Regions from separate parts of the Homo sapiens genome. Here all the other regions are linked to region 2. A link is a loop called in an ENCODE intact Hi-C map of the cell type or tissue named here. Cell type or tissue: PC-9. All regions are shown on one strand. Each heading gives the region's core, and the rest is flanking DNA. Links, peaks and the distances in the headings are about the cores only.

Region 1 (10,101 bases), core at 3,372-8,371, 63 kb after region 2:
AGGGGAGGATATGTGATTTGTCAATTTTGTTGCCTCACTTCCTCCTCAAGAACTTTCAGTGGCTCCATTTTACCTCTGAGATTAAATTGCAGCCACTCATCCTGAGTTTTGGTGTTCCACAATCTGACATATCTAGTCAGCTTTGTGTTCTAGTGTGTTTGTGTTGCTATAAAGGAAGACTGAGACTAGATAGTTTAATAAGAAAAGAGGTTGATTTGGCTCACAATTCTGCTTGCTGGAAGATTGGGCATTTGGTAAAAGCCTTAGGCTGCTTCTATTCATGGCAGAAGAGTAAGCGGAGCCTTCATGTGTGGAAATCATAGGGCAAGGGAGGCAGCAAGGGAGGTGTGGAGAGGTGCCAGGCTCTTTTTAACAACCACTTCTCATGGGAACTAATACAGTGAGAACTCACTGACTCTTTCTACAGGGAGGGCATTAATTTATTCGTGAATGATTCTCCCCCATGACCAAAATACCTCTCATTAGGCCCCACCTCCAACATTGGGATAAAATTTCAACATGAGGTTTGAAGGGGGGACAAACATCCAAACTATAGCATTCTGCTTTGGCCCCCTAAAACTTATGTCCTTCTCACATTCAAATACAATCATTTCTTCCTAATAGTCCCTAAAAGTCTTAACTTGTTCCAGCATAAACTCAAAAGTCCAAAGTCCAAAGTATCACCTGCGACTCAAGGCAACTTCTTTACAGCTGTGAGCTTGCAAAAATAAAAAATGAATTATATTCTTCCATGATACAATGGTTGTACAGGCATTGAGTAAACATTCCCATTTCCCTAAGGGAGAAACTGGCCAAAAGAAAGTGGTAACAGGTCCCATCCAAGTCTGAAACCCAGTGCGGCAGACATTCTTTTTTTTGAGGCAGAGTCTCGCTCCGTCACCCAGGCTGGAGTGCAGTGGTGCGATCTCGGCTCACTGCAAGCTCTGCCTCCTGGGATCACGCCATTCTCCTGCCTCAGCCTCCTGAGTAGCTGGGACTACAGGCAGCTGCCACCATGCCTGGCTAATTTTTTGTATTTTTAGTAGAGACGGGGTTTCACTGTGTTAGCCAGGATGGTCTTGATCTCCTGACCTCGTGATCCGCCTGCCTCAGCCTCCCAAAGTGCTGGGATTACAGACGTGAGCCACCGCGCCTGGCCAGACATTAATTCTTAAAACTCCAAAATAATTTCCTTTGATTCCATATACCACATCCTGGGCATAGTAGTGTGAGGGGTGGGTCCTAAGGCCTTAGGCAGCCCCACTCTTTGGCTTTGCTGGGTGCAGCCCACGTGACTGCTCTCACAGATTGAAGCCCAATGCCTGTGCCTTTTTCAGGCTGCAGTTGTATGTTGCTGGTGGCTCTATAATTCTGGGGTCTGGAGGGTGGTAGCCCTGCTCCCACACCTCCAATAGATAATGCCCAAGTAGAGGCTGTGTGTGGTTGATCTGACCCTATGGCAGACTTCTGCCTGCCTTCCCAGGTGTTCCAATAAATCCTCTGAAATCTAGGTGGAAGCTGCCAAGCCTCCAACATTCTTGCATTATGGGCACCTGCAGATTTCACACCATGAAGCCACCAAGGCTTACCACTTACACCCACCTAAGCAGTGGCTCAAACAGTACCTGGGGCCATTGGAGCCATGGATGGAGCCAGAGTGGCCAGGATGCAGACAGCAGCATCCTGAGGCAGCACAGGGCAGTGGTACCCCAGGCTTGTCCTGCAAAATTATTTTGTCCTCCTAGGCCTCTAGGCTTGTGATGGGAGGAGCAGCCTCAAAGGTTTCTGAAATGCCTTTGGGGCCTTTTTTTTCCAAAGTCTTGGCTATTAGAACCTAGCTCCCACTTAGTCATGCTAATATCTCTCTAGCAAGTGTTTGGCTGCATCCTTGAATTCCTCTCCTGAAAACACTCTTTCTTCATCTACCACAGGGCCAGGCTGTAAATCTTCCAAATTTTTATGCTTTACTTGGTTTTTAGTTACAATTTACAACTTTAGGTCACTCATTTGCTGCCATATCTAGTTTACAATCATATTTACAATTAAAAGCAGTGTAAACCAAAAAGTATCTGAGACAGGTCTCAATCAATGTAAGGGTTTATTTTGCGATGGTTAAGGACCATGGCCCATGACACAGCCTCAGGAAGTCCTGAGAACATGTGCCCAAGGTAGTTTTGTGTAGCTTGGTTTTATACATTTTAGGGAGACAGAAGTTACAGACAAAAACATAAATCAATACATGCAAGGTATACATTGGTTTGGCCCAGAAAGGCAAGACATCTACAAGTGGGGGCTTCCAGGTCATAGGTATATTCAAAAATTTCCTGATTGGCAATGGTTGAATGAGTTAAGCTCTGCCTGAACAGTTGAAGTCAGCTTGAGTTAAGATAAAGAGGTTGGCTGGGCACTGTGGCTCATGCCTGTAATCCTAGCACTTTTAGGAGGCTGAGGTGGTCAGATTGCCACCTGGGCAATCTGTTTGAGATCAGCCTGGGCAACATGATGAGACCCTGTCTTTCCAAAAAATAAAAAAATTAGATGGGCATGGTGGAGCACACCTGTAGTCCTTGCTACTCGAGAGACTGGGGCAGGAGGATTACTTGAGCCCAGGAGGCAGAGGTTGCAGTGAGCTGAGATTGCACCATTGCATTCCAGCCTGGGTGACAGAGCCAGACCCTGTCTGAAAAAAAAAAAAAAAAAAGTGAAAGTCAAGGTTCTTGTCATGTGGATGAAGCCTCCAGGTAGCAGGCTTCAGAGTGAATAGATGATGAATGTCTCTTATTAGAACTTAAAAGGTGTCAGACTCTCTGGAAAAAACTTGGTAAGGGAGAGATTCTCTACAGAACACTAACTTCCTCCACAAGAGACAACATTGCAGGGCCTTTTCAAAATGTCAAATAAATATATTTTGGGATAAAATACTTGTATTGTATTGTATTGTATTGTATTGTATTGTATTGTATTGTATTGTATCGTATTTTTGAGACAGAGCCTTGCTCTGTCATCCAGGCTGGAGTGCAGTGGCACGATCTCGGCTCACTGTAACCTCCGTCTCCCCAGCTCAAGCGATTCTCCTGCATCAGCCTCCTATGTAGCTGGGATTACAGGTGTCCACCACCATGCCTGGCTAATTTTTTTGTATTTTTAGTAGAGATGGGGTTTCACCATGTTGGCCAGGCTGGTCTTGAACTCTTGACCTCAAGTGATCTGCCTGCCTTGGCCTCCCAAAGTGCTGGGATTACTGGGATTACAGGCATGAGCCACCACACCTGGACAATAAAATACTTTTATTTCCTTTAGGTCTTGCTATGTCATGTGATGCTATATCAGAGTCGGGTTCAAATTTGGTATCTTATTGCTACAAAGAGTCTGTCTTGTCAGTCATATGATCTCTGTTTTAATGTTAATGCTGGTCATTTGTGTCTAAACTCCAAAGGGGGAGGGTGTAATAAGGCATGTTGGGTACCCTCTCATCTTGCTATGGCATGAGCTAGTTTTTCAGGTTTCTTTGGGATCTCCTTGACCAAGGGGTCCATTCAGTTGATTGGGGGAGTTTGAATTTTAATTTTGATTTCCAGCAGCCACGCCACTTCTTGAATGCTGTGTTGCTTAGAAATTTCTTCTGCTGCTGGGCATGGTGACTCATGCCTGTGAGAGGCAGGCACTTTGGAAGGCTGAGGTGGGCAGATCAATTGGGCTCAGGAGTTTGAGACCAGCCTGGGCAACATGGCAAAACCCCATCTCTACAAAAAATACAAAAAAAAAACAACAACAAAAAAACAAATCAGCCAGGTGTGGTGGCATGTGCTTGTAGTCCCAGTTACTCGGGAGGCTGAGGTGGGAGAATGACCTCAGCCTAGGAGATGGAGGTTTCAATGATCCTAGATCGTGCCACTGCATTCCAGCCTGAGTGACAGAGCAAGATCCTGTCTCAAAAACAAAACAAAACAAAACAAAATTTCCGCCAGATATCCTAGGTCATCACTCTTAACTGCAGCCTTCCACAAATCCATAGGGCATGGACACAACACAGCCAAGTTTTTTTTTCTAAAGCATAACATGGAACCCTTTGCTCTAGTTCCCAGTAAGTTTCTCATTTCCTTCTGAGACCTGCTCAGCCTTGCCTTTACTATCTATATTTCTATCAGCATTTTGGTCAAAACCACTTAACTAATCTCTAAGAAGTTCCAAACTTTCCCTCATCTGCCTGTCTTCTTCTGAGCCCTCCAGGTTCTTCCAACCTCTGTCCAATGCCCTGTTCCAAAGTTGCTTCCACATTTTCAGTTGTCTTTACAGCAACATTTCACTACTTGGTACCAGTATTCTGACTTTGTCCATTTTGCATTGCTTTAAACGAATACCGGAGGATGGGTCATTTACAAAGAAAGGGGTTTATTTGGCTCACAGTTCTGCAAGCCTGTACAAGAAGCATGGTGCCAGGATTTGCTTTTGGTGAAGGCAAGGAAGCTTCCATTCATGGCAGAAAGTGAAGGGGAGCCTCCATGTGCAGAGATCACATGGCGAGAGAGGAAGAGCGTGAGAGGAGGGGAAGGTACCATGGTCTTTTTAACAGAGGTACAGGCTTTTGAGGGAACTAACAGATTGAGAACTCGCTCACTCCCACCCCTGCCAGGGAGGTCATTAATCTATTCATGAGGGATCCACCCACATAACACACACATCTCACTAGGCCCCACCTCCAACATTGGGATCAAATTTCAACATGAAGTTTGGGAGGGCGAACATCCAAAGTACAGCACCTTGTTTCTTGTTGTTTTCTAATATTTGTTCTTTATCCCAGGAAATGGGGGGTAGGAAGGTGAGTTCTTGGTGTACTCTAAGCAGTCATGCTCAGCCTGTACTATCAAATTTTATTCCATTTATTCTTCTGTTGAGGCTTGCATGACTTCCCTAAGGTACAATGGCAGAGATAGCCACATGGGTAGTAAAATCAGGGGCAGACAGACCAGCTTTCTGCCAGGAATTTACCTCAGGGAAATTCCTCATCTTTGACTTTCCTCGTTCTGACTTTTTTTTCTTTTAATTCCACCTCCTCTCCAAACCTGGCACTATTCCTTTCCGATCTTTATCCTTGTCCTTACTGTTTTGAAGTTGGCTCTTATGCCTGTTTGTCTTTGCAATCTGTCTCTGCGTCGCGTGTTGGTAGTCATTTATTTTTGTCCCTAGTCATGATTCCCAGAACCTTGCTGTGGTCATTTTGATGCCCCACCCTTTGACTATTACAAACCAGGAGAGCTCATGCAAGTGGCCACATGCTGTAGTGGTTAAGAGCACAGGCCCCGTAGCTGAACTTGAAACTCAGCATGACAACATGCTGGCTGTGTGACTAAGGCAAATTAAATGACCACTCTGTGTCCTTATTTTCTTATACATAAAATGGAGCTACAATAGTACCTCCTCATAGGGATGTTGTGAAGCTTCAGTGAGTTAATACAGATATAATGATTAGTTATCTGCCTCCATTAAATCCAATCATCAATACTACCCAGCTTTATTAAAACTTCTGACTTTTGTTTTGGATGTGGCCAGGTCCTGAACTGAATTGTTTTTTCCAGGTCAAATTTAAATCTACCCTCCTTTCCTTTTTCTCAATGCCAAATTGTTCTTCAGTTTCCATCTCTAGCCCCATAATCTTTGATTTCTCTTGCCCACATGGATGGTTACCTTTTCTGAAATGTCATAGCTCTTACAGTGCTAGCCACCTATTTTGATGCCAAATCTTTACACCAACCAGTGTTATCACTTAATCAATTCTTACATCTATGTCTTAACTTCTCCAACCAAACTTAAGACTTGTTGGTGCCAAGAATCAAATCTCATACTTTTGAGTTATTCAAACCATACAGAACAGTAGATACTGAATAAGTATTTGTCTGAATGAATTGTTTGAATAACTTAAAGAGCCTAGAAGCGGCTGGGTGCGATGGCTCATGCCTATAATCCGAGCACTTTGGGAGGCTGAGGCGGGCCGATCACCTGAGGTCAGGAGTTCGAGACCAGCCTGACAAATATGATGAAACCCCGTCTGTACTAAAAATACAAAAATTAGCCGGGCATGGTGGCATGCACCTGTAATCCCAGCTACTCAGGAGGCTGAGACAGGAGAATCTCTTGAACCCAGGAGGTGGAGGTTGCAGTGAGCCAAGATCACACCATTGCACTCCAGCCTGGGCAATAAAAGCAAAACTCCATCTCAAAAAAAAAAAAAGAGCCTAGAAGCTTTCCAGGGTGGTCTTGGGGGTATTGGCTTTAGAAGAGGAAGCTTGATAGATGAAAATTTCCAGATCAACGGCATTTTATGTACTTCTCAGAAACAAGGTATGACTAGACTGAAAGATCTGAAGTCAGGAAGAAACTTCTTGGTATCAGTCTGTGCCCTTAGGAAGAAGTGAGGTCATAAGCTCTATTAGCACACATAGCTGAAAAACTGAAAGAGGATGTAAGAGAAAGGATTGTTAAAAAACAAAAACAAAAAAACACAAAAAACCAAAAATAAAAAATCTGGGTGAGGTATTTGCAATACTAGAGCCAAAGAATTTGACCTAAGAGGCCGGGCGTGGTGGTTCACATCTGTAATCCCAGTACTTTGGGAGGCCGAGGTGGGTGGATCACTTGAGGCCAGAAGTTTGAAACTAACCTGGCCAACTTGTTGAAACCCCATGTCTACTAAATACACACAAAAAAGGGCCCGGCGCGGTGGCTCGTGCCTGTAATTCCAGTACTTTGGGAGGCTGAGGTGGGAGGATCACCTGAGGTCAGGAGATGGAGACCATCCTGGCTAACATGGTGAAACCCCGTCTCTGCTAAAAATACACAAATTAGCCGGGTGTGGTGGCATGTGCCTGAAGTCCCAGCTACTTGGAGGGTGAGGCAGGAGAATCACTTCAACCTAGGAGGTGGAGGTTGCAGTGAGCTGAGGTAGCGCCACTGCACTCCAGCCTGGGCGACAGAGCAAGACTCTGTCTCAAAATAAACAATTAACTGGGTGTGGTGGCACACACCTGTAATCTCAGCTGCTCCTGAGCCTGAGGTGGGAGAATCACTTGAACCCGGGAGGCAGAGGTTGCAGTGAGCTGACATTGTGCCACTGCGCTCCAGCCTAGGGGGGAGAAAAAGAAAAAAAAGAATTCTGATCCAGGCACTGACTCATTGAGCAAGTCATCTTTACTGTTCAGGCCTCAGCTTTCTTCCTTTGTTTTTTTTTGAGACAGAGTCTCATTCTATTGCCCAGGCTGGAGTGCAATGGCATGATTTCAGCTCACTGCAACCTCTGCCGCCCGGGTTCAAGCAATTCTTCTGCCTCAGCCTCCCGAGTAGGTGGGATTACAGGTGCCTGCCACCGCGCCCAGCTAATTTTTGTACTTTTAGTAGAGATGGGGGTTTCACTATCTTGGCCAGGCTGGTCTCGAACTCCTGACCTCATGATCCACCCACCTTGGCCTCCCAAAGTGCTGGGATTACAGATATGAGCCACCGCACCCAGCTAGGCCTCAGTTTTCTAATGTGTAAAATGAAAATATGCACTAGACCTTCACTTGTTTTTTTCTATGTGATAATTTTTTTTAAAAAAAGAAGGTGTCATGTTACATTTTATCTTTATGTTTACATTTCATCTTGTAAGGTTGCCTTTGAGCCTTGACACAGTGATTTTTCTCATTCAACTAGTTTCTCTCCCATCTCAACTAGTGACCTCACCATCCACTAATTGTTTAAGCCAGAAATTGGGAACTTTTCCTTGGTTCCTCTTCCTTGTTTACTTCTTCCATCTACCCCATGAGCAAATCCTATCTGTTCTTCCTTAAATTTAGTTCCCAGATCTATCTCCTGCATCTCAGGTCTATGTACTTCTTCCCATCTCCCCTGCTACTAGTCTGTCCAGAGCTACAACCACTTCCCTTATAGATTATTGGAATAACCTTCTTATTGGTCTTCATATTTTCACTCTGACTCCCCTCTGATCAATTTTCTGCAATGCAGCCAGAATTATCTTTTAAAAATGTAAGTTTGAGCCAGGCACAGTGGCTCACGCCTGTAATCCCAGCACTTTGGGAGGCCAAGGTGGGAGGATCACCTGAGGTCAGGAGTTTGAGATCAGCCTGGCCAACATGGTGAAACTCTGTCTCTACTAAAAATACAAAAATTAGCTGGGCATGGTGGTGGGTGCCTGTAATCCCAGCTACTTGGGAGGCTGAGGCAGAACTGCTTGAACCTGGGAGGCCATATATATATAAAGTTTGATCACACCACTGTCCTGCTTAATCTTTTTTTATTTTTTAACTTTTAAATTTTTTAAGAGAAGGGTCTCTCTGTGTTGCCCAGACTGGTCTCTAATTCGTGGGCTCAAGAGATCCTCTCATCTTAGCCTCCCAAGTAGCTGGGAATACAGGCATGTGCCACCACACCCAGTGACTTTCCTTCCTAAAATGCTTCAATAGTTTCTTTTTCTTTTTCTTTCTTTCTTTTTTTTTTTTTTTTTGAGATGGAGTCTCGTTCTTTCACCCAGGCTGGAGTGCAGTGGCGTGATCTTGGCTCACTGCAACCTCTGCCTCCCGGGTTAAAGTGATTCTTCTGCCTCAGTCTTCCAAGTAGCTGGGACTACAGCATGTGCCACCACACCTCAATAATTTTTTGTATTTTTAGTAGAAATGGGTTTCACCATGTTGGTCAGGCTGGTCTCGAACAGCTGAGCTTGTGATCCACCCGCCTCGGCCTCCCAAAGTGCTGGGATTACAGGTGTGAGCCACTGCACCCAGCCACTTCAATAGTTTCTTTTTGTGCTTAACATAAAGTTTAAATTCATGTCCAGAGCCTATAAGGTGTCATATGACCAGGCCCCTCAAGGTATATCCACTTCACTCAAGCCATGTTTGTCTCATCTTAATTCTTCAAACACCCCACATTCTTTCCTAACTCAAGGTCTTTGAGCTTGCTGCTTCTTCCAGGTGGACTGATCTTAGCCCTTCCCTTTGTTGTTGATTTTTTAACTTTTTTTTTTTTTTTTTTGTGAGAAAGTCTTGCTCTTGTTTTCCAGGCTGGAGTGCAGTGGTGCAATCTCGGCTCACTGCAACCTCCACCTCCTGGGTTCAAGTGAGTCTCCTGACTCAGCGTCCTGAGTAACTGGGATTACAGGCACCTGCCACCACACCCGGCTAATTTTTGTATTTTTAGTAGAAATGGGGTTTTGCCGTGTTGGCCAGGCTGATCTTGAACTCCTGACCTCAGGTGATCCTCCCACCTCGGCCTCCCAAAGTGCTGGGATTACAGGCATGAGCCAGCGCTCCCAGCCTTTTTACCTTTTTTTTTTTTAATTTCAATAGGTTTTTGGGGAACAGGTAGTTTTTGGTTACGTGAAAAGTTCTTTAGTTGTGATTTCTGAGATTTTAGCACACCCATCACCTGAGCAGCGTACACTCTACCCAATGTGTAGCTTTTTATCCTTCACCCCCCCAAGTCTTTCCCTGAGTTCCCAAAGTTCATTGTATCATTCTTATGCCTTTGCATTCTCGTAGCTTAGCTCCCACTTACGAGTGAGAACATACAATATTTGGTTTTCCATTCCTGAGTCTCCAATTCCACCCAGGTTGCTGTGAATGCCATTAATATGTTCCTTTTTATGGCTGAGTAGTATTTCATGATATATATATACACACACACACACACACACACACATATATACACACACACATTTATATGTGTATATATACACATATATATATATGTCACATTTCTTTATCCACTCATTGATTGATGGGCATTTGTAGCCCTGCCCTTTGAATGGCTGACTTCTTCTTATGCTTCAGAATTAATACTTTGTAATTACATTAATATGTTTTTTTTAAAAAAAAACCTTTTACATATATATTGGTCTGTCACAATAATGTATAACAATATTATAGTTTCTGTTTTAATGACTTAACTTTGGCAAACTGGTCAATGATTTCATTAAAACTGATCTTTTTAAAAATAATCAGCTTCAATAGACAGTTTAACCAGATTTGTCAACTTTTTGTTTTTGGCACAGTCTCACTCTGTTGCCCAGGATGGAGTGCAGTGGTGCCATCTTGGCTCACTGCAACCTCT
Region 2 (10,101 bases), core at 3,118-8,117:
CTGTAGCTATGAATGAAAACTATCTTTCTTATGATGTATAAAGAAAATATCATTACTACATCACTGTGTCAATAAAGCTTAGTGTTCATGAATGTCAGCCCATAGCTTAAGTATGTAAGAAATATTGCCTTCCTTTATTCCTTTTTTCCTTCCTACCTTCCCCTCTATTTTTTTCTTTCTATTTAATTTTGACTCCAATATAGACTGTTGGGAGTTTCAATCTCAATGATTCTTGGGATTCCCCACCTTCTTCAGTTTTACACCAAGGGTGCAGAATCTTTAACTGAGGCACTAGGCAAATCCTGCTACTCACTGGTCTCTGTCTACATCAAGTCCTGCTGAGATGCCTACCATGCCTAGAACTCCTTCCGACGTTTTCCACAATTGGACACCAGGGATCTTTGGTCAATCTAGGAATACTAGGTCTAAGTCTAGTGTCTTAGGAAACCACATGGAAATACGGAAGGAAGAAGGACAGAAGGAAGAAAGGGTGGAAGAAAGGAAGGAAAGAAAAAAGCCACTGGCTCAGGGTCAACTGGGTTTGTTTATTAGGCAATAGATTAACAGGTGAAGAAAGCCATGTAGTCTAGGTAGAAATGAAAACCTCTGGAGGAAAAAATAGAGTGGAAAAGAGCAGAAGGAAAAAGGCCATGGAAAAGCCTAAAGCCCAAACTATTGTAGAGATTTTTCATTTGCAATTTGCAAGTTTTCTTCTGGTAGAAGAGACATGCAATGTATAAAGGGTATTTCCAGTTGACTCAGAGAAAGAGAACTCATGGGTCATGTGAAGCAGGAAGAACATAATAAATGACTTCATGGTTTGGTCTTACTCTAACTTGATTACTTGACTTCATCTTGTTTCTTCACCTGTAAAATGTAGAAGTTCTAAACACAAACTCTTAAAAATATATTTGAATTCTAAAATTCTCTAAATCATGTGAATTGAGAAAGATAATTTTATAGGATGGGCTTTGCTATGGTTTTCAGAGTCATGACTATGAAAGAAAAATGAAGTCAGAGGCAAAATAATCTCTTCTTCTTCCCAGGTGCCATTCCTCTTTGACTGCATCTCTGTTACAGCAGGTATAACTTTCAGTTCTGATTTATGGCCTTTTACTGGCAAGTCTTATCTTCTTGTTTACTACCAGTTTAAATTCTTTAAGGAACTAATTCAGCTACCCAGACCTATCTTCCTTCTCTTTTCCCTCCCTGCTCATACATATTCTCCTTGAACCTAGTAAGCACAAACAATTTTTTCATAAGCAAATGGAAATGACCAGCTTTAAAAACTCAATAATTTCCTCTGAAGGTTACTCGTTGACTTCTCTTGGAAAGTTGTTTCTGTGGCTTACATCCTGACAAACTGAAACTGCTTTTGTCCTAACATATTTATTATTAAATTTTCACCACTGTGCTTAATGCTTTACAGTAATTTTCTCTTTTAATCTCACAACAACCCTGAAGAGCAGATCTGAATGCCATTTTGAAGACAGGAAAACAAAGGCCCACAGAGGTTATAGGATTTGCTAAAGATCATTCAGCTACTAAGGAGCAGAAGCAGGACATGATTCCAAGTCTTTCAGATTCCAAAGCCCACCTCCATATAGTAGAGGTGCGTTCTCAATTCTCTAAATACAGCTAATAGTAACTACTTCACAATTGGAAAGGCCAACTGATTTGTGGATATGCATAGAATAATAATAACGGTAAATTTGGAAACAAAACGACCTCTCCCCAAATCACTCTGAACAGAGTCTGATTTTTAGCAGCTATTTTGTGATATAACATACAGCATTGAAGTCTAGCCTTGAGTTTGTAATCATGGTGCTTACACAGGGTCATCAGGAGTTTGCAAACACAGTTACTCTGCTCTTAAGCAACAGAAGTTTTCAGTGAGAGAAAAAGGAAAACATTTTAAATATAAACATTTTGGAAAGAAACTGATGACCCATCCCATTAGAACGATTCAGACGGGAAATAATAGCCCTTTACTTTCAGCTTATTCTGAATAAGCAAGTATTTTCAGTGTGCATTCCATAATGACTCCCAATTCTCAGAACACTGAAAAACCTTTCAACAAACTCCAGAGGAAAATAAAGTCTGCTGTTGGTGAGACAGGGAACAAGATACCATCATCGCACAGTGACTGCCCAACTCTACAATAAACACATCAGGGAATATCTCCTGTATGTGTATGACACATTCTTAATCCACAATAAATATGTATTTGAACAGTAGATGTATTTTTCTTTCTAAAGAACAATTTTCTGTAGATATTTATGTCTGATTAAACATCAGAACAGAATCTACTTGCCTGTTCTCAGAAGTCCCTGTTTTACCTTAAGTATCCCTTTTTCATAATCTGGTTCAGTAACAGCTTTTTTGATTGAAAACTTCTTTTGGTTTGACAGTTTTTTTAATGTATGACATAAAAGTTTTAATTTAATATGCCAACTCATCTACTCTTTCCTCATTTATACTTTTTTTTTTCCCTCCAGTGGCACGATCTCAGCTCACTGCAACCTCTGCCTCCTGGGTTCAAGAGATTCTCCTGCTTCAGCCTCCCGAGTAGCTGGGATTACAGGCGCCCGTCATCATGCTCGGCTAATTTTTGTGTTATTAGTAGAGACGAGGTTTCACCATGTTGGCCAGGCTGGTCTCAAACTCTTGACCTCAGGTGATCCACCCGCCTCGACCTCCCAAAGTGCTGGGATTACAGGCATAAGCTACCACACCTGGCCTATACCTTTAAAAAATAAATAAATAAATAACTAGGCCGGCCAGGTGCAGTGGCTCACGTCTGTAATCCCAGCACTTTGGAGGCCAAGGCGTGTGGATCACGAGGTCAGGAGTTTGAGACCAGCCTGGCCAACATGGCGAAATCCCATCTCTACTAATAACACAAAAATTAGCTGAGCATGGTGGCGGGTGCCTGTAATCCCAGCTACATGGGAGGCTGAGGCAGGAGAATCTCTTGAACCCGGGAGGCAGAGGTTGCAGTGAGCCGGGATTGCGCCACTGCACTCCGTCCTGGGTGAAAAGAGCGAGACTCTGTCTCAAAAAAAAAACAAAAAACAAAAAAAAAAAACCAAACTGGACTGGGTGTGGTGGCTTTAACTGGACTGGGTGTGGTGGCTTACACCTGTAATCCCAACACTTCGGGAGGCTAAGGCAGGTGGACTGCTTGAGCTCAGCAGTTTGAGAGCAGCCTGGGCAATATAGCAAGACCCTGTCTCTACTAAAATCAAAAACAAATTAGCTGGGTTTGGTGGCACATGCCTGTAGTTCCAGATACTTATGAGGCTGAGGCAGGAGGATCACTTGAGCCCAGGAGATTGTGGCTGCAGTGAGCTATGATAACACACCCTGGCAACTGTTTGCTGCTACTGCTTATCTCACACAGGTGAGGAAAATGACCTCTCTGCGTGTCATTTCTGGCTCTATTACTCAAACTCTCTGACTCTAGCAATTATGGAGAATAAACAAAATTTTGGAGGAGAAAACATTAATTATTCACTTTTTGGTGAAATATGTCGATTTTTTGGTATATGTATGATTTTTAGTCTTTACATAGAATTTTCTCTATTGGATTTTATATTTTAGTAAATGAAAGAAAAATCTCATTTAAAAATGTGTGTCCTATATTCCTATTACCATGAGTTTCTACAAATTATAATAAAATCTTTTTACTGGAAAATATCTACAAAATAGCAAATTGATAAAGGAATGAGGAATATTTCAAGCTACTTCCAAGGATGATTGAAGTTTGACAAATTCAACTCCCAGAATCCATCATTTTTGAGGCTGATGGTTGTTTGTGTGTGGGTGGGTATGCACACATGTGTGTTTATGTGTGCAGAGATGATACTAAAAACCACAGATGACAAATTGGTGATTATTCTCACAGATATGTTTTGACCTCCTAGCATAGTATGTTGCAAAATCAAATTTATTGCAAACATTTATAAATCAGCAAACAACAAGAAAGCAGAATTCTGTAATCTCTTAGAAATGAGAAAATGTGGCAAAATGGGACCCTTAAACTCTCAATGCAAAGATTGGCTGGAGTTACGGAGAGACTGCAGAAGTAACCAGTGTTCATGATTTCCAATTATCTCATTCATCCTCATTGCTATGCATTACCTACCTGGCCCCTGTAGATATTTGAGTTTGAGGCCCTTGCTTTGAAGAAAACTCTGTGGGATTTCTTTCTAAAGTGGTCGATGACTCACTGATTTTATGGATAGTGACTCACAGTAGAGACATATTGGAGGTGTCTCAGGCCAGCTCACCAGCCAGGTGTAAAAGAAGGCTGCCTGTTAAGGAGCTCTAATAGCCCCACCCCTTCAGGCTCATGTGGATGAAGAGTCATATTGGAAGAGGCAAGAACAGCTTCACAAATCCTGAGGGAATGTGCCAAACTTCCATCCTCCTTGGAAGCAGCTTGAAATTGTACAACTGTCTTAACTTTCACTCATCAATGTACTGTTTTGTTATTTGACAATAAATGGGTTTTATTATAATTTCTAGAAACTCACTGAAGGTAGGCACAAAAAGGACATAGATTTTTAAATTAGGTTTCCATTCATTTATACAAAATCCATGGCCTGGATTGAGAACACAGCCTTTGCTTTCTTTCCTATTCTTACTTCTGGGAGGGAAGTTTCTGACTGTGAATATTGTCCTCAGAGGACTCTCATTTATTAATACAAAGGCATGTGTATATGTAAAAGTGTATGTAAACCAGCAGGCTTGGCTTGGCTTTCATGGAGCAAAACTAAGAGGTCTGGCAATTGTCCTGGTAATCACCTTGATAAAAACAGCAGATCTATTTCTGTTCCATGATGGATATTCTGGCTTTAAATTAGTTCAATTATTATGGTGCCTGAATTAATTAACCAGGTAATTCTGCAACTGGGAAAAGTCTCCTTCGAGATGGAGTGGGTATCTCCTGCTTATGCCTCTATTGCTATGTAGCTTTTAAGTGGATTAATTTTAGAAAGTTCAGCTCACAAAGTTCCTTTTCCCTTACTGACAGCCCTGTAAACTTGACTTTAGATCTGTAACGGATGTCACTACTTCAAAGAACTGTAATCCTGTGTTTGATACACTCCTCCTGCCCCCAGGACATTATCTGTGCGAGAGAAGGGAAGCCAGGAACCCAGAAATGGTCTGCAGGGAGGTGAACTGGAATGGCAATACATGGTACACGGAAGAGCTTTGCCTCTGACGATGACCCTCAGCTTTCCTGCTGCTCTCTTCCTAGGTTTTGTTTCTAAGTATCTGGGCTTTGAAGAATGGGGGTGGAGGGATTCAAAGAAGACTTTTAGGAGGAGCCAGTCCCACTAGCAGATATTGTTGCTCTAACTCTGCCTAAGGAGCAATTTCTGGCCCTGAGTCATGATCCCAAACAGGAAGTGCTTCTGAGTTCCTCCAAACAAGGTATGTGGATGAGGGGGTGGAGTTTAGTACACAAATACCTAGCTGCCAGCCTTTCATGTTTACCAGGGATCAAGAATAGGTCATTTAAGGTCAAAGATATATCCTTTCTTGTCACTCCAAAGAATAAATAGTGTTGTCTTACACTCTAGGTGAAATGCTGACTTGAACTCCAGAGATATATTTGCTTTGGAGTTTTTCTTTCTTTTTTTTTTTTGAGACTGAGTCTCGCTCTGTCGCCCAGGGTGGAGTGCAGTGGCGCGATCTCAGCTCACTGCAAGCTCTGCCTCCAGGGTTCACACCTTTCTCCTGCCTCAGCCTCCCGAGTAGCTGGGATTACAGGCACCCGCCACCACGTCCGGCTAATTTTTTTTTGTATTATTAGTAGAGACGGGGTTTTACTGTGTTAGCCAGGATGGTCTCGATCTCCTGACCTTGTGATCCACCAAACCTCGGCCGCCCAAAGTGCTGTGATTACAGGCGTGAGCCACCGCACCCAGCCGGAGGAGTTTTTCTTTAATGCTACCCAAACGCACTCTATAACTGTTATGGGCTTCAAAGAATTACATGAATAAAGTGGCTTAAATTTAACTTGTGTTCATGTTTGATCAGTTTTCTAGAGGAAAGTTTAAAGCCAAAACACTGGGGAATTGTGGGGGCAGGAGAGGGTAAAACAACTTGTTTCTTTCTGAGGTGCAACTAATATTTGAGTATAAATTGGTGTTTGAGTAGAATTGTAGAAAAACAAAATACAGGGTTGAAAGATGTTTAAGAGGTCCTGTCCAACTCTCTTCCTGAGGATGCATGAATCACCAGCCCACTCCGATTCATTCTCTCTGAAATGCTTCATCTTTTTTTTTTTTGTTTTTCAGGTTTTTGCTACTTCAGGAAACCATAGTTGTTGGCTGATTTAGAAAAATTACAGCAGCATTATACAATAAGAGCTATTTCTGCCCTCTTGTCACTAAAGTATAACAATATTGCGTCCGGAATTGGTGGGTTCTTGGTCTCACTGACTTCAAGAATGAAGCCGCGGACCCTTGCGGTGAGTGTTACAGTTCTTAAAAGCGGCACGTCCGGAGTTTGTTCCTTCTGATGTTCGGATGTGTTCGGAGTTTCTTCCTTCTGGTGGGGTTCGTGGTCTCGCTGGCTCAGGAGTGAAGCTGTGGACTTTCGCCCTGAGTGTTACAGCTCTTAAGGCGGCGCGTCTGGAGTTGTTCGTTCCTCCCGGTGGGTTCATGGTCTCGCTGGCTTCAGGAGTGAAGCTGCAGACCTTCCTGGTGAGTGTTACAGCTCATAAAGGCAGTGTGGATCCAACGAGTGAGCAGCAGCAAGATTTATTGCAAAGAGCAAAAGAACAAAGCTTCCACCTTGTGGAAGGGGACCCGAGTGGGTTGCCACGTTGGCTGGGCGGCCTGCTTTTATTCTTTTATCTGCCCCCACCCACACCCTGCTGATTGGTCCATTTTACAGAGAGCCAAGTGGTCTGTTTTGACAGGGTGCTGATTGGTGCGTTTACAATCCCTGAGCTAGACACAAAGGTTCTCCACGTCCCAGCTAGATTAGCTAGATGCAGAGTGTCCACACAAAGGTTCTCCAAGTCCCCACCAGAGTAGCTAGATACAGAGTGTCGATTGGTGCATTCACAAACCCTGAGCTAGACACAGGGTGCTGATTGGTGTGTTTACAAACCTTGAGCTAGATACAGAGTGCCGACTGGTGTATTTACAATCCCTTAGCTAGACATAAAGTTTCTCCAAGTGCCCACCAGAGTCAGGAGCCCAGCTGGTTTCACCCAGTGGATCCCGCACCAGGGCTGCAGGTGGAGCTGCCTGCCAGTCCCGCGCCCTGCGCCCGCACTCCTCAGCCCTTGGGTGGTCGATGGGACTGGGCGCCGTGGAGCAGGGGGCGGCACTCATCAGGGAGGCTCAGGCTGCACAGGAGCCCATGGAGTAGGGGGCGGGGAAGGCTCAGGCATGGCGGGCTGCAGGTCCCGAGCCCTGCCCCTCGGGGAGGCAGCTAAGGCCCGGGGAGAAGTTGAGCACAGCAGCTGCTGGCCCAGGTGCTAAGCCCCTCACTGCCCGGGGCCAGCGGGGCCGGCTGGCCACTCCCAGTGTGGGGCCTGCCGAGCCCACGCCCACCCGGAACTCGCGCTGGCCCGCAAGTTCCACGCACAGCCCCAGTTCCCGCCCGCGCCTTTCCCTCCACACCTCCCGGCAAGCTGAGGGAGCCGGCTCCGGCCTTGGCCAGCCCAGAAAGGGGCTCCCACAGTGCAGTGGTGGGCTGAAGGGCTCTTCCAGCGTGGCAGAGTGGGCACTGAGGCCAAAGAGGCGCCAAGAGCGAGGGAGGGCTGCGAGGGCTGCCAGCACGCTGTCACTTCGTAGTATCTAGTATGTAATAGACCTTACACTGTAAGAAAACTCTGTTCTTAGCTGAGTAAGGAAATTCCGAAAACAAGGCCTCTACCTGTGATTTTTGAACTGGGAACCGTCAGGTCAGTTTCCTGCATATCTAGGAATACAAATAATGTTGCCTTGGGGAATAGACTTGGAAACACAGGAAAACACTTTCTGTACATTATCATTTCCATTAATTTGAGCAAGTGTTGATCAGAATAAATTATTTATGTGAGCACTGGGAGCTGCCTCCCTATGCGCAAGGCAATCTGTTAAAGATTTGCTATCATGCTAGTGAATGGGGGGAATGGAGTAGTACATTTTATGAGTCATAAATGGAGCATTAGTCCTCATGTTTGCATTTGGAAGTGAACTCTTGGTGAAATGTACTGTAAAACAAAACAGAGCATGGAAAACCAGATTCACTAATGGCATAAATCAAAATAATGGAAAAAAGAAACCTCTGGTAATATGCCAAATATGATAATCACACTGCAGATTAGCCATGATCATTAAGGCAGAGAGGGATTTGAACTGTGGAAGGATCGGCTGACCCATGTTTTCATTTGATTTCTAACAGAATGTGTCTCTTTGCCATAGCTTTTCAGAGAGGGCATGTGAACGTCAGTAGAGAAGAGCATGAACAGAGTTCATGTGGTTTTCCTACATTTATTAGAGTCATTGCATTTTGCTATAGTGTCTACAGGCAAGGTATAGCTTCCAGGGATAACCAGGTAGTTCCCCTACAGCAAATAAGTGACAGTAAGAACAATTAGAACAATTTTTAGTCTAACTGTTTCACAGACATTATTGTATTTAACGCATGCAGTAAACCTGTGAGGCAGGTGCACTATCATTAACCCCATTCTACATTTGGAGAAACTGAGGCACAGTAAAGGTAAGTGCCGCGCTCAAGGTCACACAGCTAGCAAGTAGAAGAGTCAAGAATCAAACCCAGGCAATAAAGTTCTAGGCATTATACTCTAAATCATTGAGCTAAACAATTTTGAAAGATTTTGTTTTGCATTTTACAAAGTTATCTAAAATTCACCTGCATTGGATTTCTTAGGGGTGCTTCTTAAAATGAAATTTCGCAGCCCAGTACATCAGATAACACAGTCTCTGGAAGCTGGGCATAGTTGGAAGATTAACAGCTCTCTTGTATAGCAAAGTTTGAGAATCTCTGTTCTAGTGAGTGTGGGAGGGAGATAGAAATTCTTTTTGGTTTTCTGGGCCCAAAAGATGCCTTGCAAAACTCTCTGAATTTTATATGTAAGTTTATGTCATCTGCAAATAGAGATAGTTTTACTTTCTTTCCAATCTGAATGCTTTTTATTTCTTTTTCTTGCCTAACTGCCCTGGCTCGACCATCCAGTACCTTGTAGAAATGATGAGAGTGAACAACCTTGTCTTGTTACCGGCTCTCCAGATTTTGAAGGGAAAACTTAAATGGGTTTTTCTTAATATATTGAGAATTCACTGTTGAAGATCATAGCTTGGTGTCTGCCATTCCTAACCTGGATTCCATCAGAAGATGCCTACACACCAGAAATACCAAATATCCTTCTAATTCATTCACAGACAGGAAGTATGGTCTTCCCAAAAGGACACCTGGCAGGAAAGCCAGGCATACATAGATTCTTATAGAGCACTAATGAATGTGAATGAAAGTCATCAGCTCTTGCCCTCCAAATTCAGCGTAAGGACTAGGTATGTAAATGATCTCTCCCAGTGAAGATTTGTTGAAGTTAAATAATGAACATTTTCAAATTATACATGTATAAGTCCCATAGAATTGGTGCTAAGCCAGCATGTCTGGGGGCTATGCATTTTTAAAAGTCCTGGGCATTATAATCCACTCCCTAGTTGATATAGATTGTATATCTGTCCCTATCTGAATCTCAAATCGAAATGTAATCGCCAGCGTTGGAGGTGGGGCCTGGTGGGAGGTATTTGGGTCATAGGGGCAGATTTCTTGTGAATGGTTTAGCAACATCCCGTTGGTATTGTCGTCATGATAGTGAGTGAATTCTCCCAAGATCTGCTTGTTTAAAAGTGTGTGGCACCTTGTTCTCTCCCTCCCTTGCTCCTGCCTTCGCCATGCGATGTGTCTTGCTCCCTCTTTGACTTCCACCATGATTGGAAGCTTCCTGAGGCCTTCCCAGAAGCAGATGTCACTATGCCTCCTGTACAGCCTGCCAAACCATGAGTCAATTAAACCTCTTTTGTTATAAATTGCCTAGTCTTAGGTATTTCTCTATAGCAA
Region 3 (10,101 bases), core at 3,162-8,161, 99 kb after region 2:
GGTGATCTGCCCGCCTGGGCCTCCCAAAGTGCTGGGATTACAGGTGTGAGCCACTGTGCTTGGCCAATTATTTACTTTTTAATTTATTTTATGATACACAATTTGTCTCTTTATCTCACTTTATTTTTTGATTTTTTTTTTTTTAAACCAGGATCTCACTTGGTCACCCAGGCTGGAGTGCAGTGGCGTGATCTCGGCTCACTGCATCCCCTGCCTCCCAGGTGCAAGCAATTCTCCTGCCTTGGCCTCCTGAGTAGCTAGGACTATAGGGTGTACCACCACATCTGGTTAATTTTTGTATTTTAGTAGAGATGGTATTTTGTCATATTGGCCAGGCTGGTCTTGAACTGCTGGCTTCGAGCAATTTGCCCGCCTTGGCCTCCAAACTCTCTTTATTTTTTAGATATTGTTAACGGTACTATGGGCAGTATCCTTGAACATCTCTCTTTGTATAAATGTGAAAGACATTCATAGACATGGGACTAAAGGAGGTGCCCATAGTCAACCATGCTAGGCATTGACAAATGGCTTCCTAAAGGGGTAATACCTGTGTACATTGCCACTAGCAATTTGTACACTTTCTTGATTCCTTTCACTCTTGTCAAAACTTACTCTTTTTTAAATTTAAAATTATTGGCCAGGCCATGGTGGTTCATGACTGTAATCTCCCAGCACTTTGGGAGGCTGAGGCAGGTGGATCACCTGAAATCAGGAGTTTGAGACCAGCCTGGCCAAACATGGTGAAACCCTGTCTCTACTAAAAGTAGAAAAATTAACTGGGCATGGTGGTGGGTGCTTGTAATACCAGATACTCGGGAGGCTGAGGCAGGAGAATCGTTTGAACCTGGGAGGTGGAGGCTGTGGTAAGCCAAGATCACACCATTGCACTCCAACACAGGGGACAGAGTGAGACTCTGTCTCAAAAATAAAATAAAATAAAATAATTGTCAATATTGTTGGTTATGAAATGCTATCTCATTATTGTTTAAAGAGGCATTTCCCTTGATAACTAGTGAGGTTGAATTTTGTTTTCCAGATGTGCATGAGCCATTGGTTTTTTTCTGTTATGCATTTTCTATTCATATACTTTGACCACATGATATGTGCCTGGTCATAACCCATCAAACTCTTCTTTCTCTCAGATACTTCACTTTATGGAAATCTTTTTCACGTTTATCCCTCAAACCCAGAATTTTGAGTGTCATACCTGTTCTAACATAAATTTGAGGAAAATGAAGGCTAATTCAGAATAAAGAACTATATAAGCAGATGGACAGTGTGTTCTCCTCTAAATAGGGGTGCTAGGATAAGAGGCGGTAGGATAAATGCACAGCCTCAAAATCCACCACCCACTAAAGACCTCACAGTACATGATGACATTAGCATGCTGTGCCAGCATTTCTACCTACCACGATGACCTGGAATGAAGGACAAAAGGGGCAATTGTTAAGTCCTGTGCGTAAACTTTGGAAGAGAACATACCTTGCTTTAAACCATTAAGGGGGCAGGCAATAGATTCCTGTACAGGGTGGCTTAGCCAAAAGTGGCTGGTCTTGTTCTCATTTATATGGTTTATAATGATTCTAAATCATTCTCGGAGAAAAACAGACTCATTTCATCTCCCTTTAATTAGGATTTCTGTTACTGCAATATTTTAGTGGCATTTATGTCAAATGTTTTCTTTTGAGAACTTCTCCCTTTTACTGTCTTTTTTCTTTTATTTTAAACTTTTATTTTAGGTTAGGGGGTACATGTGAAAATTGGTTACATAGGTAAACTCATGTCAAGAGGGTTTGTTGTACGGATGATTCATCACCCAGGGATTAAGCTCAGTACTCAATAGTTATCTTTTCTGCTCCTCTCCCTCCTCCTACTTTCCACCCTCAAGTAGACCCCAGAGTCTGTTGTTTTCTTCTTTGTGTTCATAAGTTCTCATAATTTAGCTCCCACTTATATGTGAGAACACGCAGTATATGATTTTCTGTTCCTGCGTTAGTTTGCTGATGATAATAGCCTCCAGCTCCATCCATGTTCCTGCAAAAGCCATGATCTTGTTCCTTTTAATTTACTTTTTGCTATTCTGATTAGAGAGTGGCCATGCTCCATGCTCCATATGGATATTCTTTGGAAACAAAGCATTTTTGAAATGGTAGGATTGGGGCTAGTAAAAGAGAACAGAAAGAATTGTGAACAGGGTCTCCTCCAGTACAGATGGTTAAAGAACACAAATAGGGAAGTGTGATGAGTGACCTCCATTTAATTGGGCGCCCAAGCTCTTGGCTGCTCCAGCATGGGTTGCCATCCTGACTGATCCCTTGGCTCAGAAACAGATATGGTGCTATCAGGAAAGCAAGGCCAATATCTGAATATTGCAGCAGAGACTGCTCCCATTTCAGAAAGCAACCCAGATTAAAGTTGATGATTCAGTTTCAATAAATGCTTCCTTTTTTATAAAAGGCATTTAACATCACTCTTTCCCCTGGTAATATGGAATTAGCTTTTGGGATCAACTGGAAAATGTCAGAGGGCGATTGTAAAAGGCCACCTGCTAACCACAGGAAGCTGGGCTGATACAGAATGCCAGGTTAACTTAAGGTCGATAATGGTTACTTCCTTGTCACTTTTTACATGCATCCTTGCTCTGCAGTGGGGGTCATAAGAAGTAAGATGCATGCAAGGTGAATTTCTAGAAGTCAGCTTCTCTGAGAAGTATTCTCTGACCATACATTCCTACTAGTCCCCACATACGCTGCTGATCTCCCCATCTTCACCCCCATTGTTGAAATTGCTCCCTCATTGTAACTGTTCACTCATCTGTCTCCACCATAAAGCTTAGGCTCCTAGAAAGTCAGGACCAGAGCTAGTACAGTGCCCCATGTTCTTATGGAATGATTTTAGTGCCTTGAGTTTGGTGTGGTGACCAGAGCTGGTGGCCAACTGTCGTGAGGCCCCAGTCCTTCTTTTTGTCATGCTTTCCCTCCCAGCCCCTCCTTGACCACTCTTTCACCTCCATCTTTCTACTTATATAGAGACAAATAATAAGATGCTTGTACAAAGGGTGTACTTGTATTATCCCATTTGTGTTGATATTCCACAACAGCAAATTAGGTTTTTTTGTTTGTTTGTTTTTTGATGGAGTCTTGCTCTGTTGCCCAGGCTGGAGTGCAATGCGTGATCTCGGCTCACTGCAACCTCTGCCTCCCGGGTTCAAGTGATTCTCCTGCCTCAGCCTCCCGAGTAGCTAGGACTACAGGCACCCACCACCAAGCCCGGCTAATTTTTGTATTTTTAGTACTGACGGGGTTTCACCATATTGGCCAGGCTGGTCTTGAACTCCTGACCTCAGGTGATCTGCCCGCCTCGGCCTCCCAAAGTGCTGGGATTACACGTGTGAGCCACTGTGCCTGGCCTGATAAGGTTTAAAGATTAAATACCATGTCGTTAAATTTGCAAATCTCTCGAATAGGAAAATCAGGAACAATGACAACATTCGGAGCTTCCCAGAAGGTAACAACTATGGGGAGTTTTGTGGGCATCTGAGAGAAGCACACACACAGATGGTTTGCCTTTCATTGGTCCATTCTTGCCCAGAAGGCGACACTAACTGAAACAAAGAAGCCTCATATGAGAAGGACATGGGGTCACAGCAGCTTTTGGGGTGGCCCTGGGTCCTTGATCTGGTCTTTCTCTGGCTCATTTTGTATTGCTCACTTTGTTACTTCACAATCCAGGGCTTGTGACATTTTTCTTCTCTGGAGTGGAAATGACAGAGCTGCAGAACACAAGTTTCTGATTGGTTCCTATGAGTCAGGAAAGAGGGCCAGTTGAAACTGGGCTCACACACACACACACACACAAACTAGGCTCACATGTGTTTTCCCATCAGCTAAACAAGTTTTCAGAAGTACAGAAATAACTCGTTGGGGAAGGGGACCCAGGACAATGACAATGTTTTTGATGGTAATGTCTGCAGAAGTAAGGCAGGTTTCCTCTGTGCCTGAAAAGATGGCACCATTTGAGGAGATGGCATACTCGTGGTGGAATCTTCATTAAGATGTCAAACTAAGCTGTAGGAAATCAACTCTAGAAAACAGCTCTAATGTGAGAAAACATATATCCAGTTTTATAGAGCAAGAGCTGTGATCATGGTGACATTTAACAACTGTATTAGTTGGCCAAGAGGGTAAAAATATACTTGACCTCTTAGAGCACCATAAATACTCTCAGCTTGTGGGCCAACTGTGTCATGGTCTTTTTTCTAGCCCCTCCTCTTTCTCCCTTCCTTCTTGTCTCTCTCCTCCTCTCTCTTCCCTCCCCTTTCTCCTTTCTGACCCTCTTTTCTCTTCTCTATCTTCTCGAACCTTCCCTTCCTCCTCTCCTTTAGGTGCTCAGCACCTCTTTGATTCAATAAACATTTACGGAGCTCCTTCTTGTGCCAACGACTGTACACAGAGCTGGGATGTCAAGATGAATCAGTTACATTTCCTGCCCAATGCCAAGGGATGGCTTGATGGGTTTTGACCAGCCCCTCCCTGGACTCCCAATTTCTTTTTTTTTTTTTTCTTTTTTTTTTTTAGACGGAGTCTTGCTCTGTTGCCAGGCTGGAGTGCAGTGGCACGATCTCGGCTCACTGCAGTCTCTGTCTCCCTCCCAACTTCAAGCGATTCTCCTGCTCAGCCTCTCGAGTATCTGGGATTGCAGGCATGCGCCACCACACCCAGCTAATTTTTTTGTATTTTTAGTAGAGACAGGGTTTCACCATGTTGGCCAGGGTGGTCTGGATCTCCTGACCTCGTGATCCACCCGCCTTGGCTTCCCAAAGTGCTGGGAATACAGTCATGAGCCACCGCGCCCGGTGCCCTGGACTCCCAATTTCTACCTCCTGGAACGTGCTTTACTCACCAGCCTTGGTGTTATTCTGCAATATGGCCAACTGGGATTTTTTTCAATCTTACAGAAATTATTCTCGGAAATGTTTGCTATTTTTTTTTAATGAAGCTACAGCATACAATTTAAGGATAAATAATGTACTTACTCTGCAGCTATTGTTTCAAGTCAAATCCGCTGATTACTCCTCCAAAATTCTTTTCTTAATAAAATCTCTGACCCTTTCCTCTTCCTGTTAGAACTTCTGGAGCTACCATTGTTCCTCCTCTTGGGCTGCTCATAACCTAGGGGAGTCACAGTGAAATTACTTGCTTTAAAATTCTTTAATCACTCTGCGAGTTGTTAGGAAAAGCTGACACATCTGATTTGGAAACTCCCACTCCAGTGGACTGTTGTGCCTCAGCACACAGGGACGGGTGGAGCAAAGGAACAAGAAGCCAAAAACTCTCAGGGCACTTACTATGATTGTGTAAAAGAGAGACTCATCAATTAACACAGGTACTGGCAAGTGCACTTCATAATGCCTCCATTTCTAGACAGATCAAAAACAGTGTGCCCTGTCAATAAATGCTGAGTTTCTGTAGCAGCCTGATTGAGATCAGCTAACCTTTAGGCCAAAAGCGGGATTCTTCCTTGCTGAAGCTTTTGGCAAAGCATATTGAGCTTCATGCCAGGGATTAGATTAACTCTTGCAAAACTGGTTCACCAGGAACAATGACTCAGTGTTTTTTTTTTAGTATCCGGCATATTGTGTGGAGCAGCTATAAATATATTTACAAGCTGGAGTTTCAAGGGAGGGGAGTAATAGCTTGCTGAAAAACATGCCAACTGAGTTATGGGTCTTCACGCAGCCAGCATGCTGTGTTTTGGGCTCTGCCTCTTGTAATTTTTAGAAATTAATTAGTTTATTCTTTATTTATATTTATTTATTTATTTATTTTCAGATGGGATCTTACTCTGTTGCCCAGGCTGGAGTGCAGTGGTGCGATCTCGGCTCTCTGCAACCTCCGCCTCCCAGGTTCAAGTGATTCTCCTGCCTCGGCCTCCTGAGTAGCTGGGATTTCAGGTATGCCTCACCATGCCTGGCTGATTTTTGTATTTTTAGTAGAGGCAGGGTTTCACCATGTTGGTCAGGCTGGACTTGAACTCCTGACCTCAAGTGATCCACCTAAGGGTACTGGGATTACAGGCATGAACCACTGCACCCGGCCTGTTGGTTGTAATTTTATTTTCCTCCTCAAGGACTTTGAGCACATTATCTTCTCTTTAATAACTTGTTTCCACCCTCCTTTGTGCACGCGCGCACGCGTGTGTGTGTGTGTGTGTGTGTGTGTGTGTGTGTGTGTGTATTTTCTGATCTCCCTACGGGGGCAGAGAGTCTCAAGCAGGTATGTCCATGTTATTAACATACTGTCTGCTTATTAACTAACTGCACCAATGATGAAAGCCAACTGACAAACAAGTGATGCTCTTATCCCTCCTTCGCAAGCAATGAATCTGAAAGCCAAGAGAAGTTTTCCTTTCAACAGGAAGTGTTTTGGAGTCCGAACAACTCTGCATTTAGACAGTGCAGCTTTTAGTTACAGATCTTGGCAATGGGGCAGGCAGAGGGAGCGGCAACTACAGACTTTGCCGTAGGACTGTTTTCTATGGAGTGTGTGTGCTCTGACGAGCTAGTGACAGGAGGGAGGTTACAAAAGCATTTACTGAAATAAGGATTTCTAATAGAGGAGCTTTTTAAAAGTATTAAATATGCTAATGTGCCTAGGGCATAGTCAACAAAGAGTTATAATACATGTCATTTTTCATATTTATCAAGGAAACCATGTCACCCGCAGCCTTTCTCAATTTCTGGCATTCTGAGAAACACACTGTAGTGGTGCCTGAGGGTCTGGGGAAAGAAGAATAGAATGAATGGGGCATCTCAGAATCGTAAACTCCCCCAGTTGTAGTTCCTTTCGATGTTGGTCGTTGGATGAATTTCCAGTTTCTACTATTGTGGTTGGATTGGGGAGAGTAGCTCAAATTGGGAATTGCTTTTTGAGGATCTAGGGCTTCTGGAATTCTCCCAGTTTCTTTTTACCTCTTTATGCTATCTTGTCTACTTTGAAAAATCAGTAGCATCCATTTGATTGCAGAGCTGAATCTTTCTATACAGTGAGGAGTTGTAATCACATTACTTATAACCTGCTTATTTAACTTTTTAAAGGTGCAAGTCATTGTAACCTAAGTATTTACTCACACTGATCCTTAATATACTCCCCTTTCTTATCTGCAAGCTTCTTTCTCTGGTTTCTCCTAACTCTGTTACTGCTCATGAGTTTAAAACTTTGTCTTCTCAGTTCCTGGCTTCACCTGTTTGGTCTCTGCTCTCCAGGACTCTGCCTTGGAAATCTGACTCACACTTCTATATGTCCCTGGGGCTCAACTTCGGGCCTGGCGCCAGAATCACCCAGGCTCCAAGCAAGCCTTGTAGACTCCACTCAGTCCTTTGACTCAAGGAAATCTCCACTTCTAAATGGCTCTCCGGTTGATTCTGATGCCAGTCCAGGGTTGAGAACCACCGCTTTAGCTTCTAGACACACAGCCCCCTCCCCTTTTTCCTGGAGCCCCTCTTGGGTCATGATTCTATTTTCCCTATTTCTGTACTCAGAAGGGATAAAAATGGAAGTGTATGTGAAGTTGCTACTACGTCCCAGGTGCTTTAAATATGTTATTTTATTCAATCTTCACAACAGTCTTATGCAGTCTCTATTTTTATTTTAAGAATGAGGAAAACAATACTTGGGTGCAGTGGCTTATGTTTGTAATCCCAGCACTTTGGGAGGCCAAGGTGGGTAGATCACTTGAGCCCAGGAGTTCAAGACCAGCCTGGGCAACATGGCATAACCCTGTCTCTACCAACAATACGAAAATTAGCCAGTCTCATAACCTGGTCTATAAATAAATAAATAGATAAAAATTTAAAAATAAAATAATTTAAAAAGAAAAGAATGAGGAAAACAAGATTCAGAGAGCCTTGGTCATCTTCCCAAAGGTGCACAATTAAGAAATGGCTAAGCAGGGGTTCTGACTCAGATCTGTCAGCATCTACAGCTTTGCTATTTAAAAGAGCGTGGTCCGTGGACTAGCAGAATCAGTGTCACCTGGGATCTTGGTAGAAACACAAATACTTGAGTGCCATCTCAGACGTACTGAATCAGTTTCTTCAGGGGTAGGGTCCAGGAATATGCATTTTATGAAGGCCTCTAAATGTTTCTCAAAGTTTAAGAAGCATGGGGAACTATATCTTTTCCTACTATATAGTCTTATCTCTTTCCTTGTTTCTTTACTCCAAAGTATTGCCTTATTTCTTTCCCAGAAACCTCACTATCAGCTCACTGTGCAGCCTTACTCATATCTTCCTCAACCAGCAGTTTTATTACACACACCCTTCTCATTTCCTCACATTGCTCATGGTATCTGACTGAGTACAGGGATCCAACCTGGCTTTGGGTTTTGCACTGTCTTGCCTCAGTCTCTTAATTTCTTCCTATGTACATTTTAAGATATTGAAGACACTAACTTCCAAACCTCTTCTCTAAATCTGACAGTGAAGCAGTGTGTGTGTGTGTGTGTGTGTGTGCATGCCAGTGCATACACCACACATACAAGCACATACACAGAGTTAAGTTTGGTCACATTTACTTCATTAATTGATATATACCACAACTGAGAAAAACTTACTGGCATTCTGCTCCAAGCTTGAATTCCCAGACGAAAAACAAACAAGCAAACAAACAACTCCTCCTTACACAAAAATATCTAGTGGCCTTGGAAAATTCCATTTAACATTAAATTGTGTCTCTTCAAAGTGAAGCAGGGTGGGCAGATTTTTGAACATGAATCTACTGATAACACAACACCTCTTCAAAACTAGAATCTCATTCAGGGTTAAATGATGTCCAAGTCAAACCTGAGATGCTAGCATGATGCCCCATCCTCAGTCAGAGGTTTCAGGGTGGCAAACAACTTTTGCTCACTCTCCTCTGCCTCTCTCTATATTTGCAGAAAGTCCAGCTTTCACTGCAAAAGTTCGATAACTCTGTAAAACAGTTTGATCCTAACTTCAAAAGAATTTTTATGCTATTTGGAATACATAAAAAATGAATTTATTCCAATACTTTAGCCCCATAAATAATGCATAATGATTGGTGAAAGATTAGCATTTTGGAGTTCAAGTACTTAAAGCTTTCTTGGATGGATAATGCATCACCCTTAACTAGCATAAGGGGAAATAGAAGGTTGACAAGGAAAACTTAATTTAGGGTTCTTTATTTATTTTTCTCTAGTTATGTTTACCTTCCCAGGTTGTTTTATTAATGCCACTTTTCACAAGGATATTTCATGAATAAATATCAGGTTGTATCTCTGGCCATCTGTGATGATCACGTTTTTATTTTTAATGAGTTGCTCATGGATTATATCCTAACTGGAATTGCAGTCAGTATATTGAGATGCATTGACTCCATTTCTGTCTTTCATTCTTCTTTCTCAATGTATTCTCACTGGATTAGCACTCTTAGCCCTGAGGACTCTTGGGCCAGTTTTATTACTAAAAGAAGAATTACAGTTTTGCTACACAGTGACCTTGCAAGAAGTATCAGCACAGCTCAATTTCAAATTCTCCTCAAATATCAAATATGTTCTTGGTATATTTTGCTTAGCAGTTTATTGCCTTCTCATCTCCACTGTTTTTCCTGAGTAACAGCTCAGAAATCTATAAATAAAACTTAATAATGGGGAGTGACTCAAAAGTCTGGTTATTTTTATTAGTAAACTATTTTAGGGGTGAACACTTCACATTTTACATTCTCATGCTCCACAGTGCTGAAAATAGTCTGAATTTTTTTTGTGTGTTAGGTTGATGAGAATATTTTTGAGATGACTAGCAGAAAACAGAATCATTAAAACAGTGCTATCAGTTTTCATGTTGAATAACTTTACAGGAAATGATAGCATCTTTTTTTCTTTTTTTGAGACGGAGTTTCGCTCTTGTTGCTCAGGATGAAGTGCAATGGCGCGATCTCGGCTCACCGCAACCTCCGCCTCCTGGGTTCAAGCGATTCTTCTGCTTCAGCCTCCCGAGTAGCTGGGATTACAGGCATGCGCCACCATGCCTGGCTAATTTTGTACTTTTAGTGGAGATGGGGTTTCTCCATCTTGGTCAGGCTG

What was found. Hi-C counts contacts between places; a loop is a spot of excess contacts. Peaks named below come from ENCODE experiments on the same cell type or tissue, not always from the same donor. Only the 100,000 strongest peaks of a DNase experiment are listed, where the experiment ranks them.
Region 1: it touches region 2 in a loop (9-fold over the local background); 7 of 110 quality-filtered maps call a loop at or near these places.
Region 3: it touches region 2 in a loop (4-fold over the local background); 12 of 110 quality-filtered maps call a loop at or near these places.

Annotation. Positions count from the first base shown.
Region 1 is chr9:72,535,473-72,545,573 of GRCh38, forward strand. All of the region lies in intron 1 of TMC1 (transmembrane channel like 1), which reads left to right. Among named protein-coding and RNA genes, the nearest start is that of TMC1, 19 kb to the left of the region's middle. In PC-9, for the core only: no CTCF peak of the experiment used is centred there; DNase peaks (open chromatin) are centred at 5,249, 7,129 and 7,659; H3K27ac peaks cover 3,227 bases.
Region 2 is chr9:72,472,943-72,483,043 of GRCh38, forward strand. LOC105376080 (a long non-coding RNA gene) reads left to right here and starts at 5,126. Exons shown (of 3, transcript XR_929925.3): 1 at 5,126-5,442; 2 at 6,312-6,484. RefSeq lists enhancers at 666-765, 4,111-4,405. In PC-9, for the core only: no CTCF peak of the experiment used is centred there; DNase peaks (open chromatin) are centred at 4,259 and 5,429; H3K4me3 peaks cover 1,310 bases; H3K27ac peaks cover 3,514 bases.
Region 3 is chr9:72,572,071-72,582,171 of GRCh38, forward strand. TMC1 (transmembrane channel like 1) reads left to right here. Exons shown (of 24, transcript NM_138691.3): 2 at 5,832-5,953. LOC101927191 (a long non-coding RNA gene) reads right to left here and starts at 5,459. Exons shown (of 5, transcript XR_242619.5): 1 at 5,348-5,459; 2 at 5,036-5,171. In PC-9, for the core only: no CTCF peak of the experiment used is centred there; DNase peaks (open chromatin) are centred at 5,551 and 7,291; H3K4me3 peaks cover 2,849 bases; H3K27ac peaks cover 5,000 bases.